3 separate regions of the Homo sapiens genome follow, and all the other regions are linked to region 1. Evidence: chromatin contacts called from ENCODE Hi-C or POLR2A ChIA-PET data. All regions are on one chromosome and are shown on one strand. Each heading gives the region's core, a stretch centred on a gene start or an enhancer-like site at or near the end of the contact. The rest is flanking DNA. Distances are from core to core; before and after follow the strand shown. Region 1 has its middle 110 kb from the start of LINC02554. Region 2 has its middle 160 kb from the start of LINC02554. Region 3 has its middle 150 kb from the start of LINC02554.

Region 1 (5,045 bases), core at 1,823-4,322:
ATCCCCATAATATGCATGTGTGCATGCTGTGGAACAAGGCTGCTGGTCCTGTCGTGGGGAGGATATGTGTGTGTGTGTGTGTGTGTGTGTGTGTGAGCAGGGGCACCTCACATGGCAGCAGCCCATGAGCATTGGGCCAGAATGAGTGCTGCGTTTGCATTGGTCATGGAAGCTGGGACTGGACTGGATTCTTCATTTAAATCTGGAGTTGAAAATGGTGGATGGCAGGCCTGATCCAACTTGCAGATGTGTTTTGTTTGGCCTGAACAAAATGACTCTTTAAAAAAAATGGCTATAATATATATAGTCTGGGCATGCCAGTTTGCCACAGTCCCCACCACTCCTTATTGCCTCCTATACCATCTACTTTCAAAGTTTCCTGCCTGGCCCCTATGTGCATTTGAATAGGCAACCTATAGATCACCTTCACCTTTTTTTCTTCACTTCTTTTTTTTTTTTTTTTTATTGGCCCCTAAGTAACTCTTTCAGACATTTTTCCCTACTCACTCCCTGCCCCCACCAATGAAATTTTAATAGCACAGATATATTGGATATCTGTTTATGCACTGTATGTATGTCTGTAAGACTTTGTGCCCTCCAAGGGGAAAACTTCACCCCTGTGGAGAATCCAGGCTCTAGGTTATAAAGTCTCTGCCTGTCTCTGATGGTTCTCATGATGCAGTAGGGATGGAAAGTGGGTTGGCAATGAGATGAGCTGATCTTTGTAATCATTTCTCTCTTATATTCCCTGGATGAGCACTCCATTTTGGCCTTGCTGCTCTCCTTACTTCCCCCTAAATGACCTCTAGGCAGTCCAGACTCATTTTGTCATGCTGTTCTCCCCCTGACACCCAACTCATCCAAATCCTCAAGATCCAGGCATCCCGTCCTCTAGAATCTTTCTGGCCAATTAAAATACTGGTCCATGGGTATTGAAATGTCAGAGGGGAAAGCTCTTAGGGAGTAACAATTTCTAAACTTACACTTTGCAGATGAGCAGACAGAAGCCCAGAGATGGCAAGAAACTTATCCAAGCTGCACAGCAAGTCAGGAAGAGGTAAAAAACCATGACCAGATTTTAAGGCCAATACTTTCCATCCACACTACTTACTCCCTAAGGCAGATTTATTTACCTTTGCATCACCTGGGCCTAGCTAGCACAGAGGTGATGCTTGTGGAGTGTCATAATGCACATTGACACCTTAAAGCATTAAAGGCTTTGACAAGTCTTGCAAGAAAACAAACCATTTTAGTTTTGTGTAATACAGCTTTGTTTGAACTTGTGCTTGACTCTGGAACCTGTTTGTGACTGTAAACCCTGCTATGTGCCAGGTACTTGGGCTAAGACTATTTCTAGTTTTACAACATCTCCCAGCTGGAAATGACCCAAACCACATCAACAGTAAAACAGATTTTAAAACTCTGGTATGTTCACACAAAAGAATATTATACAGCAGTGAAAATGAATAGACTATAGCTCTGTGCAATAACATGGAGAAATCTCACTGTATAATATTGGAAAGAAGAAACCAGACACAAAATAATAATAATATGATTACTATGACTATTCCCTTTACATAAAACCCCAAAACAGACAAGGCTAAACTATGTTGTTTTTAGGTCTGAAGAAAACGCAAGGAAATCATGACCACAAAAGTCAGGATAGTCATGAAATATTGTGGGGAGGGAGGGAGTAGAATCGAAGAGAGTCAAGAAAGTGCTTCTGGCTGGGCGCGGTGGCTCACGCCTGTAATCCCAGCACTTTGGGAGGCTGAGGCAGGCAGATCACTTGAGGTCAGGAGTTTGAGACCAGCCTGACCAACATGGTGAAACCACTTCCCTACTAAAAATACAAAAATTAGCTGGGCATGGTGGTGGACGCCTGTAATCTCAGCTACTTGGGAGGCTGAGGCAGGAGAATTGCTTGAACCTGGGAGCTGGAGTTTGCAGTGAGCAGAGATCGTGCCACTACACTCCAGCCTGGGCAAGAGAGCGAGACCCCGCCTCAAAAAAAAAAAAAAAAGAAAAAAGAAAAAGAAAAAAGAGAAAGTGCTTTAGGTTGTTTCTTGCGCTGGCTGGTGGTTACATGGGTATTTGCTTGATAGTGAATCATTCAATTATGCAAAGTCATATTTTCTGCATTTTGCTGTAGTTTTTAAATGTTTTATAATTGAGAGAATAATAAAGGTTGTGCTATCCTTAGCTCAGAGAATGGACTCTGAGGGCAGGAGTGGAGGTGGGAGGGTTTGAGAGGAGGCTGCTGCAGTCACCACTGCACCGATGGTGGCCTGGACTGCAGTGGGGACCACTGGGATGGAGGGACCAGAGGGATTCACGAGGGACTTAGCAGATAATTTGGCAACCCCCAGTGTGTTCACCAATGTGTTTGAGCTCCTGGCTTTGAACCACTGGCTCCAGGACTTCCTGTTCATAGTCCCTGACATTCAGAACCAGGAGGCCAAATGGGCCTCATTGGGGTGCCCCCAGGACAGAGAATGTGAAGAGCTTCGGAGAATGCCATGGAAAGGCGGCCAGGAAAAGAGATGGGGAAGTTGAGTGCAAAGAGAGAGCGGTGAAGAGGCGGTCCTTTAGAGCTGTCAGCATGGGGCCCCAGGCGCTCCGCGTGCCATAAGCAGCTTCTTTGGATTGTTTTTTGGCCAACACGCACAGGTCGGGTGGTGAGCTGGCCAGGACGACCCGTGCAGATGTGGTTGCAGCTGGAGGGGGGAGGCGTGCAGTGATCAACGAATAGATGAAAACCCAGTCCCCAGGTAGCCCCTCTCCGGCTCCCCAGAGCGTGTTTTCTTGCGTCTTCTTTCCCACCTCCCGGGGGTGGCCGTGGTGTTTTCTGTCTGGCTGGCGATGCCTGGCCGTGCTCGGGAACACAGTCCCCTTCAGAAGTGCCCCCCGAGTCTACCGAGCCATCCAAGCCCTGACAAACTCTTGAGGGAAGCGGGCGTCGCAGGCCCAGCTGTGTAAATGTTTTTGGTTTTCCTGCTGAGGCTAGGGGTTGAGTCCATGCCAAGACAAGCCTCGCTTGAGTTTTCTTTGGCAAGGCGGCCCGGCTCAGGAATGTCAGGCAAACTTTCCAAGTGGGATGGCCTGTTGGTGGGACCTGGGGCTGAAAGCTGAGCCTGGGGTGTACTTTGCCATCATCTAATTACCACATCCCCAATTAGAGTCAAGAAGCTGTGCCCAGGCTGGTCAGATGGGAGCCATTTTCTCGGTGTGCCCTCCCCTTTCCTGGAGGGATCAGGGCTATTTAGGGGGCTTTCTGTGGGCTTCCCCAGTGGGCATGGGTGGGAAAGTGGCATTCAGCATCCTCAGAATGATGGAGCTTTGAAGGGGATGTGCCGACTCCATTCTGGGCCCAGGCTGTGAAATTGGGAGAAGTGGCCACACCATCACTGTGAGGTGTGTGTTTTTCTTCTTCTTGTTTAACTCCATTTGGCTAACTGTGACTTGGAGCTTTCTTGGTGGATCTCATGGAAGAGAAAATCTAGAGCAGGGCTTCCAGATGGAAAATACTCCAGTGGTAGGCAAACTACGTAAATGAATGGAGCTGGCCAAGAGTGAGGCAACAGGGAGCGGCGGGGACTGGGGCAGAATGGGAGCTCATACCCTTTCTAAAGGGGCGGGTGCCTGTAATTTCAGCACTTTGGGAGGCTAAGGCAGGAGGATCACTTGAGTCCAAGAGTTCAAGACCAGCTTGGGCAACATAGTGAAACCCATCTCTACTAAAAATACAAATATTAGCCGGGTGTGGTGTCACACGACAGTAATCCCAGCTACTCTGGAAGCTGAGGCAGGAGAATTGCTTGAACCCAGGAGGTGGAAGTTGCAGTGAGCCAAGATTATGCCACTGCACTCCAGCCTGGGTAACAGAGTGAGACTCTGTCTCAAAAAATAATAAATAAATAACTAAATAAATAAATAAGGGAGTGGGTTCTTCTCAGCTCTAGCAAAGCCCAGCTGCTCTGGGTGAATATAATTCTCATGTGGTCCAAACATCTGAAATTCCAAGAGAGACCCCAAAGTGTATTTTACGCGAAATCTCCCCATCTCTAAATATTGGCAACTAATTAGATTTTTTTAAAAAAATCAATGAAGTGCTGTATTAGCCAAACAAAATACATCTGGGAGCTGGACAAGGTCTCCAGATCACCAATGTGTGACCTCTGGTCTCTGAATTCCTGACCCATAACTGCAAGCCGAGTGGACAGATGGAGACAATGACATCATCCACAACAATAGCAATAACAAAAACCTTTTGTTTCTACTCTGGGCCACCCTAGGTGTCATGCAAGCATTTTGTATGCGGAGCTTCATTGAAATCTCACATCAACCTGATAGGAAGATATCATCACGCCTACTTTATCGACAGGAAAACTAAAATCTCCAAGAAGGGAAGTGACTTGACCAAGGGAACCGATTGGTAAGTGGCAGTGCAAGAATTTGAGCCCGGGTCTGTCTGAATCCCAGCACTGGGCCAGAGTAAAGAGACTCGCCTTGTTCATTGATTCATTCATTCATATATTCAGCAAACATTTATTGAGCTTTTACTGTGTGCCAGCCACTATGCTAAGTTTGCAAGGGTTAAATGAAGGAATACATGTAAAGTGCATGGAGCAGGTAAGAACTGCTTGGTTTCCTAGCTCATATTATTATTATTATTATTACCAACATGGATCAATTTACAGCAGGGTGTGTCCTGCCCAGGCATAGAGGTGGGGTGGGCAAGAAGCTGTAAAATATGAGTAATGTGTAGCTTCTTCTTTTGAAGATGCCCAGCCTCATGGGTCTGAGTTAGAAGCTTCCATATAGGCCCTGGAATTGATCCCACCATTTCTAATCTATGGAATGGGCCACAGTTTGCCCCCAATCAGAGTGATGGGGCAAAGAAGCTTAGTAGCTTGTGCTGGCAAAGCTCTAGACAGTAAGCTCTGGGAGGAGGCCTTGACTTTCTTGGTGGCCCCAGGGACAGCACTGATGCTTGTGAAGGTGCCCAGCTATGAAGGGGTGCTAGTGGGCTTGGGAAGGAGTCA
Region 2 (5,045 bases), core at 1,610-4,109, 54 kb before region 1:
AGTGATTCTCCTGCCTCAGCCTTTCGAGTAGCTGGGATTACAGGCATGTGCCACCACGCCCGGCTGATTTTTTTTTTTTTTTGTATTTTTAGTAGAGATGGGGTTTCACTGTGTTAGCGAGGATGGTCTTGATCTCCTGACCTCGTGATCCACCCGCCTCGGCCTCCCAAAGTGCTGGGATTACAGGCATGAGAGACCGTGCCCGGCTGCTTGTGAGTTTAAAACTCATCCCTGCCCACAGGCAAGAGAGGGCACAGAGAGGCAGATGAAGCCCTTTGAGGATCAGGTCAAGGAGAAAGTGGCTCCTGGCATTGAATTCAACCCCAGGGGCTGGGTGGGTGTGTTTTCAAAAAAGCTCCTTCCCAGCACTCTTTATCTATATTTTTACCTGGCTTAGATTCAGCGCCTGGACCTTTGAGTTTTTCCCGATAGGTGCTGGGTCTCAGAGCTTCCCCCGGAGGGGCACTGTCTGCTGATGGAAGAAATGTGTGGAGCCCAGGTTAGCCATGATGTTGCCGAGGGCGGTGGACAGGCCTGAGGGCCATGGTCGCAGCTCTGAAGGGCAGCAGGGGTGGGACCACAGGGGGAGCTTTGGATGTGGGGACAGCCTGGGCTAGGATGGCAAAGACTGGTATGTCCAGGAGTCACACACCGGAGGTCCTGGGATGGCTGGACTCAGCCCCAGCCTCCCATTCAGAGGCCATCCTTGGCTCCTCTGGCTGCCTCATGAAAGACAGCCCCCAGCCCAGGCAGCATCTCCTCTCCCCTTCCCCCACCCCTAATTCCCCTGCCCCAGGTCAGCCGTTGTCTTTGCTCATCTCTGTTTTAAGAGGTGGCCTTCTAAGTGACCCTCCTGGGCCAGCTTCTGCCTTGCATCCACACGGCAGTGGAGGAAGTTTCAGAAACCTGATCCCACCACCCCTAGCTTACAGCCCTCCGGACTGTGTCTGTCGTCCCTGCTTCTGTCTGCTGTCTCTGACCTTCCCACGGGACAACGCCATGGGGCCTCGCCCCACCTCCCGTCTCAGGTGATTCACTGCTGACTTGGATGTGGCCAGCCTGACTCACATGCAGCCACAACCATGGAACATTCAGAGGCTCTGAAAATGTTCACTGAATTGAACAGAGGACTGGCCCAAAGTCCCAGAGGGACTTGGTGGCAGAATGAGGCCGAGAAGAGGGTGGGAGGGGAATGATTATGGAGCACATAAAGTGTGCTAGGCCCGGTCCACAACACGTGTGCACGCATTATCTTGTATCTTCGCATCAGCCTTGCGAGGGGGGACGATCCTGTCCCCACTTTGCGGAGGAAAACAATGAGGCTAAAAGGAAGTGAAATCTACAGCCCAGAAAAATAAAGCCGAGAGGAGGCAGGCGAGGGTTTGGACTCTGGGCCTGAGATCACACAGAGCAGGTTCTCTTAGATATAGATGCCAAAGACCTGGATCTCTGACCCTCTCTGCCTTTATCAGTGAGGCACTTACGTAAGCGAGGCCTCAACTGCCTCATTTGTAAGATGGGGGTAGCACTGGTGTGTGCAGGTCATGCTGCTAGCATACATGAGCATATGAACTACCCCCATATGCAAATGAGAATATTTGTACCCCCATATTACACATGTGAATGTAGCAGAGGCTGTTGGTGCCCACCCATTCCTCCTGGGCTCTCACCATCCCCATGTGGGCCCACTCCATGGCTTCCAACACAATGAAGTGCCAGGGAGTTAATGCCCCGGGCAGTACCCCTCAGCCCATGGCAGAGCCTACGGGGGCTGCAGGATAAACACCCCAGCTCCTTTGATCCTTGGGTGAGACAACTCCCAGCCATGTCCCATGTTGGCTCCCAGAGGAGAGACAGGGTTTCACTGTGTTAGCCAGGATGGTTTTGATCTCCTGACCTCGTGATTGGCCCACCTCCACCTCCTAAAGTGCCAGGATTACAGGTGTGAGCTGCTGTGCCGGGCCGCTTGTGAGTTTAAAACTCATTCCTGCTCGCAGGCGAGAGAGGGCACAGAGAGGCAGATGAAGCCCTTTGAGGAACAGGTCAAGGAGAAAGGGGTTCCTGGCATTCAATTCAACCCCAGGAACTGGGACATAGTCATATGAGGCCCTGGACTCAGGTGCCCCAGCTGCCCACATTGGAACCTTGCTTGCTAATGAAGCTTCCCTTCCGGGCTTCACTCCCTCACCCTCTCACCTCCCCACACACTGCAGTTCTTTTTGCAGGATGTGCTTTGGGGCAACCCACACCCCAATCAGGAAGGGAATTCTCCTTGAAGAATCCTTGAAACATGAAGCAAAGTTGTTCCTTCCTATATAACCCCTGTCCTTCCCCCCATCAGGGCGGGAAGTAGTTTGCATTTATCACCTCGAGGAGGGAATAATCAACTTCAAAAAGCAGAAGCTTGGATATAAACAACAGGCGGGGAAGAACCGGGGATGAGAGACCCCTCTCCCACCTCTGAACCAGAGACAGACTTCCCAGGAGGGGCAGGCAGAGGAAGGCACAGAAGGAGGCTGCGTGTCACAGTCGCTCTAAGAGGCCAGGTGAACGGCAGGTGGGATCAGAACTTAGCTAGTGAGGCTACGGTGCTGCAAGTTCAGTTACAGGAAACTAACATTCATGTCCTGCATACTTGAGTTCGGGCCAATAGATTCTTGGTATTATCCGGAGAGAGGCTTCTTTTTCTGACTCATTTACAAAGAACTCCCTCCATCTGCGCCCCCAGCCTCCTTCTCCCTGAGCTTCTCCCACCTGGCCCTGAGTCATCTCACTCCTTCCAGCCTGAAGCCCTGAGGATATTTTCCATCGGAGGAGCCCAGCCCACTTAGGGAAGAGATACCTGAGGGAGCACCTGGCTTGGGGGTTGGTGTTGTCTGCAGACAGGAAGAGGCACCCCGTGTTGGGACTGGCCCCAGGTGAAGAGGAGGGGGGAGAGGGCTGGGCAGGTAAAGCAGGCCCCAATGCCTGGGAGTTAGAGACAGGCTGCAAGGGAGCTGAAGGAAGCACTCTTTTCTGGAGCCTGTCCCATCACACCCTGCTGTGTGTCCCTGGGGAAGTCACGTGGCCTCTCTGGGCTCCATCTCTGCAGAGTGAAGGGCTTCAAGCTGGTCTTGAGTCTCCCATTTTGAACACTCTTTGATGCTGGAGTAGCTGGGCTTTCCAGCATCATCAGGAGACTTGTGGTTTTTCAGCTGGGCACAGTGGCTCATGCTTGTAATCCCAGCACTTTGGGAGGCCAAGGTGGGTGGATCACCTGAGGTCACGAGTTTCAGACCAGCCTGGCCAACATGGTGAAACCCTGTCTCTACTAAAAATAAAAAATTAGCCGGGTGTGGTGGCACACGTCTGTAGTCCCAGCTACTCAGGAGGGTGAGACAGGAGAATCACTTGAACCTGGGAGACAGAGGATGCAGAGCGCCAAGATCCGCACCATTGCACTCCAGCCTGGGCGAGACAGAGTGAGACTCCGTCTCAAGAAAAAAAAAAAAAAGAGAGAGACTTGTGGTTTTTCTCTTTGTCTCTCCCTTCCTCTGCCCTCCCTCCTGCTGTTCGTTCATTCATTCCTTCCCACTCCATGTCTAGCCTTGCACAGTATGCTACGGACACAATGATGAGCAAACCCATCCCTACCTTAGAAGCCTAGTCTGGCAGAAGACAGACGTTTCACAGCCAGTTACAACAGAAGGCAGTGACGGGCATGTTATTCACAGCTAGCATCTCTTCTGGAGCCCCACCTTTGTGCCAGCCCCGGGCATACCTGACTCCACTGAATTCCCAGAACCTTCCAAGGCCCAGGTTCCTTAGTCATCTTCATTTTCCAGGTGAAGAAACTGAGAAGCGGGAGGTGAGGGCCAGGGGCCCATAGCTAGGAAGAAACAGATGGGTTTGCCAGACTCAAGGCCCATTCTTAGAATCACCCAGTTTACTTCATCTCAGAACAGTAGCAAGCCAAGGGGGAATTCCAGGAGCTGAGAGAGAGAGGGCATGTAACCCAACCTTGCTGGAAAAGGCAAGATCTGTCCAAGGAACCCAAATCTCTCCTAGTCCATCATTTCACCCTCTCCCTACCAAGACCCGGCTGTGGGTGGGGGATGGAGTTAACATTTGCCACAATAATGGAGCAGTAACACTAGCTAATATTCATTGATGATTAATCTCATTAGCTGTGACTGGTTGGTTTCAGTCAAGGGCTTGATTCTGACCAATCATTGTAGCCGGAGGAATGGACTCAGCTGATTGGCCAGTTGTAGGGGCTGTGCCTAACTAAGTCCCTGAGCTGGTGGGTGGGTCCCGTGCCACCCAATCCACATTAAGAGCCAGGGAGGGCAGTGCAAGTCAAGGTGCTCTTAGCAGAGGAGGTAAGAATAGCAGATATCCCTTAATCCAGCATTTAGGCAAATCAACCCATTAATCCCCCCAGCAACCCTGAGGCACAGAGAAGCTAAGAGACTCACCCAAGGGTCACACAGCTTGTGAACCACAGTGCTGAACCCTGAAAGTCTGGCTTCTAAGTCCATACTTTTTATCTGCAGTACTACACTGCCTCTTAGAATAATGCCTGAAGATGAAATCAATAGATCCTGTTTGGAGTTGAAATGAGGGAGGAAGGGGAGAGGAAGAGGAAGTGATGATGTTTTACATTCACCAACCTCCTCCTATGATTTAGACAGCTCCCCCTAACCTGACTGTTGACATTAGACAGCAAAGATGGCTAAGCCAGGCTGACACCTGAAGTTCGACGTTGTTTCTGTAGTTACCAGTGGTGACGTCACCATGGAGGCTGCAGAAACCTCATCATCACACCAACTGCAGCCCCAGCTGCCTCTTGTCACTTCCACACGGGGGACCCATTTTGGGCAATGTCTGTGGCAAGTTTAAGTGCCTTCTTTTTTAAATTAATTATTTTTATTTATAATTGACACTTTCAAGTGTCTTCCTGAGGACACTTCTTAGGGAAGGACCTTGGGGTCAACAGCCCAGGCTTCTTGACGAGGCCTGTGTGTGGGTGCGGTGGGGGTGGTGGTTTAGAATCTACCAATCTG
Region 3 (5,045 bases), core at 1,813-4,312, 36 kb before region 1:
TTGTTCTCTCTGTCTCTGCCTCTGTCTCTCTCTCTCTGTCACCTGCACACTTGGAAGAAGGAAGCTGCTACATTGGAGATGCCTGTGTGACCAGGAACTGTCCCAGTTCCTGCAGGACCCTCAGTCCTACAATCTGCAAGAAATCGAATTCTGCCAGCAAGCAAGTGAGTGAGTTTAAGTCATGTCCTGTTCCAGCCAAGCCTATTAGGATGATACTGCAGCCCCAGACCTTAATGGTAGACTCTGAGAGACCCTAAAACAGAGGAGCCAGGTAAACCTCGATGGCTGACCTACAGAAATCATGAGATACCCGTGCTGTTGTTTCAAGCATCTCTGCTTTGAGGTAATTTGTTACTTGGCATAGATAGTGAATACAGTGACCTTGGGGGAAGTGAGTTCTACCTCCCCATCTGTAAAGTGGGTGCAATGATGTCTGAAAAGTCAGCAGGAAATAGGTGCGGGGTCTGGTGCCCAGGAAGAGTTCAACACAAGAATATTTTATGTCTTAGTTAACAAATATTTCCTAGACCAACCCTGGGTCCTGTGTCAGGTGCTGGGGGCTTGGGGGATGACACAACAATGGTAGCCCTGCCCACATGGACTCAAAGTCCAGTGCAAGGGAGTCATGCAAAATTAAGTAGGAAGTTTCATGAGTTCCTGAGAGCAAATGCCAGGGAGACCTGGCCAAGGCAGGAAGGGCTTCCAGAACAAATGGTTTACATGGAAACTGAAAACGATAAGCTGCTTTTAAATGGCTGGAGAGCCAGCCATAAGCCAGTCCTGCACCCAGGATGTGTGCTGTCTAAATATGGGCTTCCCTAAAACAGACCCCAAGACAGGGATGTGAAGGCAAGTGGCATTTTAGGGGGATAATCCAGGAAGCACTGGTGGGGAAGGAAGGGAGTGAGACAGAGAAGGGAAAGAGCCTATCCAGGGTGCACTAATGAGCAGGTTATCACGTTGAGCAGCTGGAACTCAATCCCACTGGGGAAGTCTGAGAACCAGTGTAAAACACACACCTCAGTTATCTACCCAGGGAGCGAGGGAGCTGAGATATTTATCCTCCAACTCCTGTCCATCACTGGAAGGGTGCTTTTGGAGCATTAACTCCTGGTGCTTCTGACCTTGCCCTCATGCACATCATCTGAGCAAAAGTGCTGGTAGGGAGTTGCAGGTGCTTGCTGTCATGTGCATTCAGCATGCACTGGGATGGTAAGTTTGGGGTATATGCCCACAGAGGCACTGTTTGCATCTGTACCACGTGCAAATCCACAGCAGGGTGAGATGAACAGAACCTCTACTCTGACAATGATAAGCTTTAGCATGATTCCTCCCTGCAGGCTCAGCCCTTCCCAGAGTCCCCACGCCACCTTGGACAGGCATTAAAGGTCATTCCTCAGCTCCTTCCCACAGCCTGACCTTGGCCTCCAATCCTCTCAGAGCCTTGGTCTGACCACAGGACTCTTGTTTACTACCAGAGCTTGTCCCTATTTTGCCCCCCATCCCCATCACTGATGGTTATCTTGGTTACCTGCCTGATGCCTCTTACACTGGGCCCCACATGACACCCCTGGAAATCCCCTCCAGAGTGTTTTCAACCAGATCCAGGATCCTGAACTTCAAAGTATCATCCAGATTCATATCCTGTCATCACCAGGATACATTATCCAAGTACCCTTAGGAGCCTCTCACCTCTCTGAGCCTCCCTGTTTACCCAGAACTGAGGATGGTGAGAGGACCAACGAGCTCATTCCCTTCTAGAATCAATCTTTAACACCAAACTGTGCAGCACTTCATGGATGCCATAGGTACAGCATGGACCAGAGTAGAAATGGGCACTGCCTCATGGAGCTCAGGTCCAGTGGGATGATGGTGAATGGGTCCAGAAAGCTGTGAGCACCAGAGACAGAGTCCACTCCAGCTTGCTGAAGCACACAGGGAACTTGCTGAGGCTGGTCACTGGGAAAGACCCCTGGGAGTGGCCCCACGGAACTACAGGAAAAGCTGCAGACCCAGGCTCCCCACAGTCTCTGCTTATCTGTTCCCCATCACTGCTCATCTCCACTTGGCATCCCTCTGCAGACCAGCTCACTCCAGGTGGTGGGAGCTCCAGGTTGTGGGATCTCCAGGTGGTGGGATGGTGGCTGCTCAGGCTTCCAACATCACATTCTTTCAGCTCAGCACCCTGTCTGAGTCTTCCATGGCTGTATAACTAACCACCCCAAAGTGGAGTGTCTTAAACTACACCGTTTATTTTGTTCATAAATCTGCAATTGGGCAGAACCCAGTGGGACAGCTTGTGTCAGCTCCATGTGACATCAGCTTCAGGGACTCAAAGGCTGGGGGGTTGGAATCACCAAAAGCTCATTTATTCACATGTCTGACAGTTCATGCTGCCTATTGGATGGAATCTCAGAGGGCGCTATCAGCTGGAACACTGAACATTGGCCTTCCCACGTGGCTGGAGCTTCCTTACAACATGGCGACGAGTTCCAACAGTGAGCGTGCTGAGGCAGAGCCCGGTGAAAGCTTCACTGCCTTTTGTAACCTAGCCTTAGAGCTCATGCAGAGTCCCTTCCACCACCCTGCCTCTATTCACTGAGGCAGTCACAAAGACTGTCCATATTCAAGGGGTAGGGGACTGGATTCCACCGTTTGTAGGGAGCAGTGCCAAAGAATTTGCGGACATGTTTCAAAACATACAGCCCCTGCTCTGTGGACACTGATTATCCTTGTTCTGGTCCCATGTATACTCTGTGGGCTACTCCTTTTTACTGGGGGATGGGAGGTTGGGATTTTTCAGTCCTGAGTCAAACCTCCCTTCCTGGGGCCAGTGTGAATATATGGGGAGAAGGCTGAGACTGTGAACTCACAGCCAGACCAGAACTGTGTACAATGAGAGACTGAGGTTTCTCCAAACAAGGGACGGCAGGCAGACAAAAACATATGTCCTTTCTGAATAATAAATAAATAAACACACAAGTACATAATGATCCACGGTGAAAAGTGCTCTGTTGGCAAAAGACAGGATGCTTGTAAGAGTGACTCAGGTGGGGTGGGCAGTGGAGATGGAGCCTTGGACTGAGTAATCAGGGACTATCTTCAGAGGAGGTGATTTATACCGAGGCTTGAAGAGTGAGAAGGGATCAGCCGGGGGAAAGACTGGGCTTCAGGCAGAGTTTAACCCACGCAGAGGCCCTGAGATGTGAAAGCGTGGCATATTCAAAGACTTAAGTGGCCACGTGGCTGGAGCAGCCTGAAGAAATTGGGGCATGGCAGAGATGAGGCTTGACCACACAGTGTCTTGAAGGCCATGATAAGAGTTGGGATTTAAGCCTGTGAGCAAAAAGCAAGACCCAATTTAAGTTTACACGTATTGTACCCCAAATGCCTGGCATGGAGTTATTTTACATGTGCACATTTTTAAAATCTGTTAGTTCTTTTCCCCACTATTTTTTTTTTTTGAGATGGAGTCTCGCTCTGTCGCCAGACTGTTGTGCAGTGGCGCAGTCTCCACTCACTGCAACCTCCGCCTCTGGGGTTCAAGCAATTCTTCTGCCTCAGCCTCCCCAGTAGCTGGGACCACCGGCGCGCACCACCATGCCCAGCTAATTTTTTTTTGTATTTTTAGTAGAGACAGGGTTTCACCATGTTGGCCTGGATGCTCTCGATCTCCTGACTTCATGATCTGCCCACCTCAGCCTCCCAAAGTATTGGGATTACAGGTGTGAGCCACCGCACTCAGCCCCTTTCCCCATTTTTTTGGGTCCTTCATCCTTCCAAAATCACTACCAGCTTGGTGATCTTTGCCCCCATCTGGTACACCCCCTTAATCTTTCCCTCAACTGCCTTTTACCCCAGCTTCCTGCAGCTGCTCTGCCCACTCTGTTGGGGCAAATATCGCCAGCTTCAACTCCCTGCTCCATCCACCATAAGCCACCAGGGCATGCCCCGTTGAGCCTGAGACATGCGTGATGTCAACAAATGGCAGCGTGAAGGTGACATTTTCTTCACCCAGCCACCACCTGTGCTGCCAGCCCATCCATCGCTCCTCAGTGCACCCAATCCATCCAATTTAAATAAACAAATCCCCCAAACAGGGCCCAGTAATGGAAACGCTGACAGACCCTTATCTACGGCATCTCTGGGTGTACACAGGTCTATAATGATTTGGGCCTCACTGAGGCGGAGGAGTTATTGCAATTGTGCCACACCTATGACAGTTTAATCAGATCTTGAAAATCAGGGGCATTACATCGTGCACCTGCTCATGAGGACAAAAAGGGAAAAAAATGGCTGGTAGAGTTTTCTATCATGGGCTCTTTTTTTTTCCTTTTTTAATACCCAAGTAGGACTTTCAGAGTACATAATTCATTGCATGTGTGTGGGGGAGGGTAGGCAGCGGGGGATGTGGGAAGTAGAATTACACTGAGTGGTGACTAGAGAAGAATGAGGGAAGATGTCCACAAAGGGGCTTATTTTGTCTACACAGGCTATATCTTGAAGGATGTGACCATGTCTGGGCAGTGGAGAAAAACAGACCTGGGTTCAAGACCTGCATCCTTCTCTCCTTTTCTTTCCTTCCCTCCCTTCTTCCTATGAATATTAGTTAACTTCCAACTTTATCTCTGGCCCACTGCTAGGCACCAGGAGGCTATAATAACCCAAGTGTGTCCAGGTTCTGCCCTCCAGGAGTCAGAATATATGATTAGTGAGAAACAGCTGGCTCACAGAGTATCTTAGTTTTCACCTCCTCAAAAGCAGGAGACCGGGGACAAGGATCTCAGATATGCAAAAGACTTGGGGGCAGGGAGTGTATTTGGAAGTGTTCCCAGGTAGCAGGACTGGGGAGCAGGGGGAGAGACAGGAAAGAGAAGAAAATTCCAGTGAAAGGCATGCTGTTGATCTGGTCATCACTGTGGGTAACTGGGGCTTAACACTGCTAGAGACCTTCTGAGGAACAGTGTAGAATGGGCCACAGCTTTGAAAACCCTGAGGCAGGAAAGCAGGGAGACACCCACTTACGGGACGCTGGCCACATGCAA

The links. Hi-C counts contacts between places; a loop is a spot of excess contacts on that map. ChIA-PET counts read pairs that join two places held with the same protein, here RNA polymerase II (POLR2A). Pooled maps may share reads with other maps.
Region 2: a loop to region 1 is called in a map of mammary epithelial cell, with 8 times the contacts of the local background. The contact joins two enhancer-like sites. A Hi-C loop is called at or near these places in 9 of 168 maps with a recorded cell type or tissue (MCF 10A, PC-3, PC-9 and 6 more) and 4 of 50 pooled maps. POLR2A ChIA-PET finds 5 or more read pairs at or near these places in 6 of 52 experiments (AG04449, BJ, H1 and 3 more).
Region 3: a loop to region 1 is called in a map of mammary epithelial cell, with 3 times the contacts of the local background. The contact joins two enhancer-like sites. A Hi-C loop is called at or near these places in 8 of 168 maps with a recorded cell type or tissue (IMR-90, MCF 10A, aorta and 5 more) and 5 of 50 pooled maps. POLR2A ChIA-PET finds 5 or more read pairs at or near these places in 5 of 52 experiments (AG04449, BJ, MCF 10A and 2 more).

The regions. Positions count from the first base shown.
Region 1 is chr22:27,418,863-27,423,907 of GRCh38, reverse strand. No RefSeq gene overlaps it. Among named protein-coding and RNA genes, the nearest start is that of LINC02554, 110 kb to the right of the region's middle. Within about 2 kb of position 3,072, at least 18 of the 41 ENCODE cell types and tissues checked have a DNase peak (open chromatin) inside an H3K27ac peak, as active enhancers do; they include IMR-90 and mammary epithelial cell, where a contact is called at or near this core.
Region 2 is chr22:27,472,890-27,477,934 of GRCh38, reverse strand. No RefSeq gene overlaps it. Among named protein-coding and RNA genes, the nearest start is that of LINC02554, 160 kb to the right of the region's middle. RefSeq lists enhancers at 2,078-2,800, 2,186-3,385, 2,801-3,522. Within about 2 kb of position 2,859, at least 6 of the 41 ENCODE cell types and tissues checked have a DNase peak (open chromatin) inside an H3K27ac peak, as active enhancers do; they include mammary epithelial cell, where a contact is called at or near this core.
Region 3 is chr22:27,455,073-27,460,117 of GRCh38, reverse strand. No RefSeq gene overlaps it. Among named protein-coding and RNA genes, the nearest start is that of LINC02554, 150 kb to the right of the region's middle. Within about 2 kb of position 3,062, at least 4 of the 41 ENCODE cell types and tissues checked have a DNase peak (open chromatin) inside an H3K27ac peak, as active enhancers do; they include IMR-90 and mammary epithelial cell, where a contact is called at or near this core.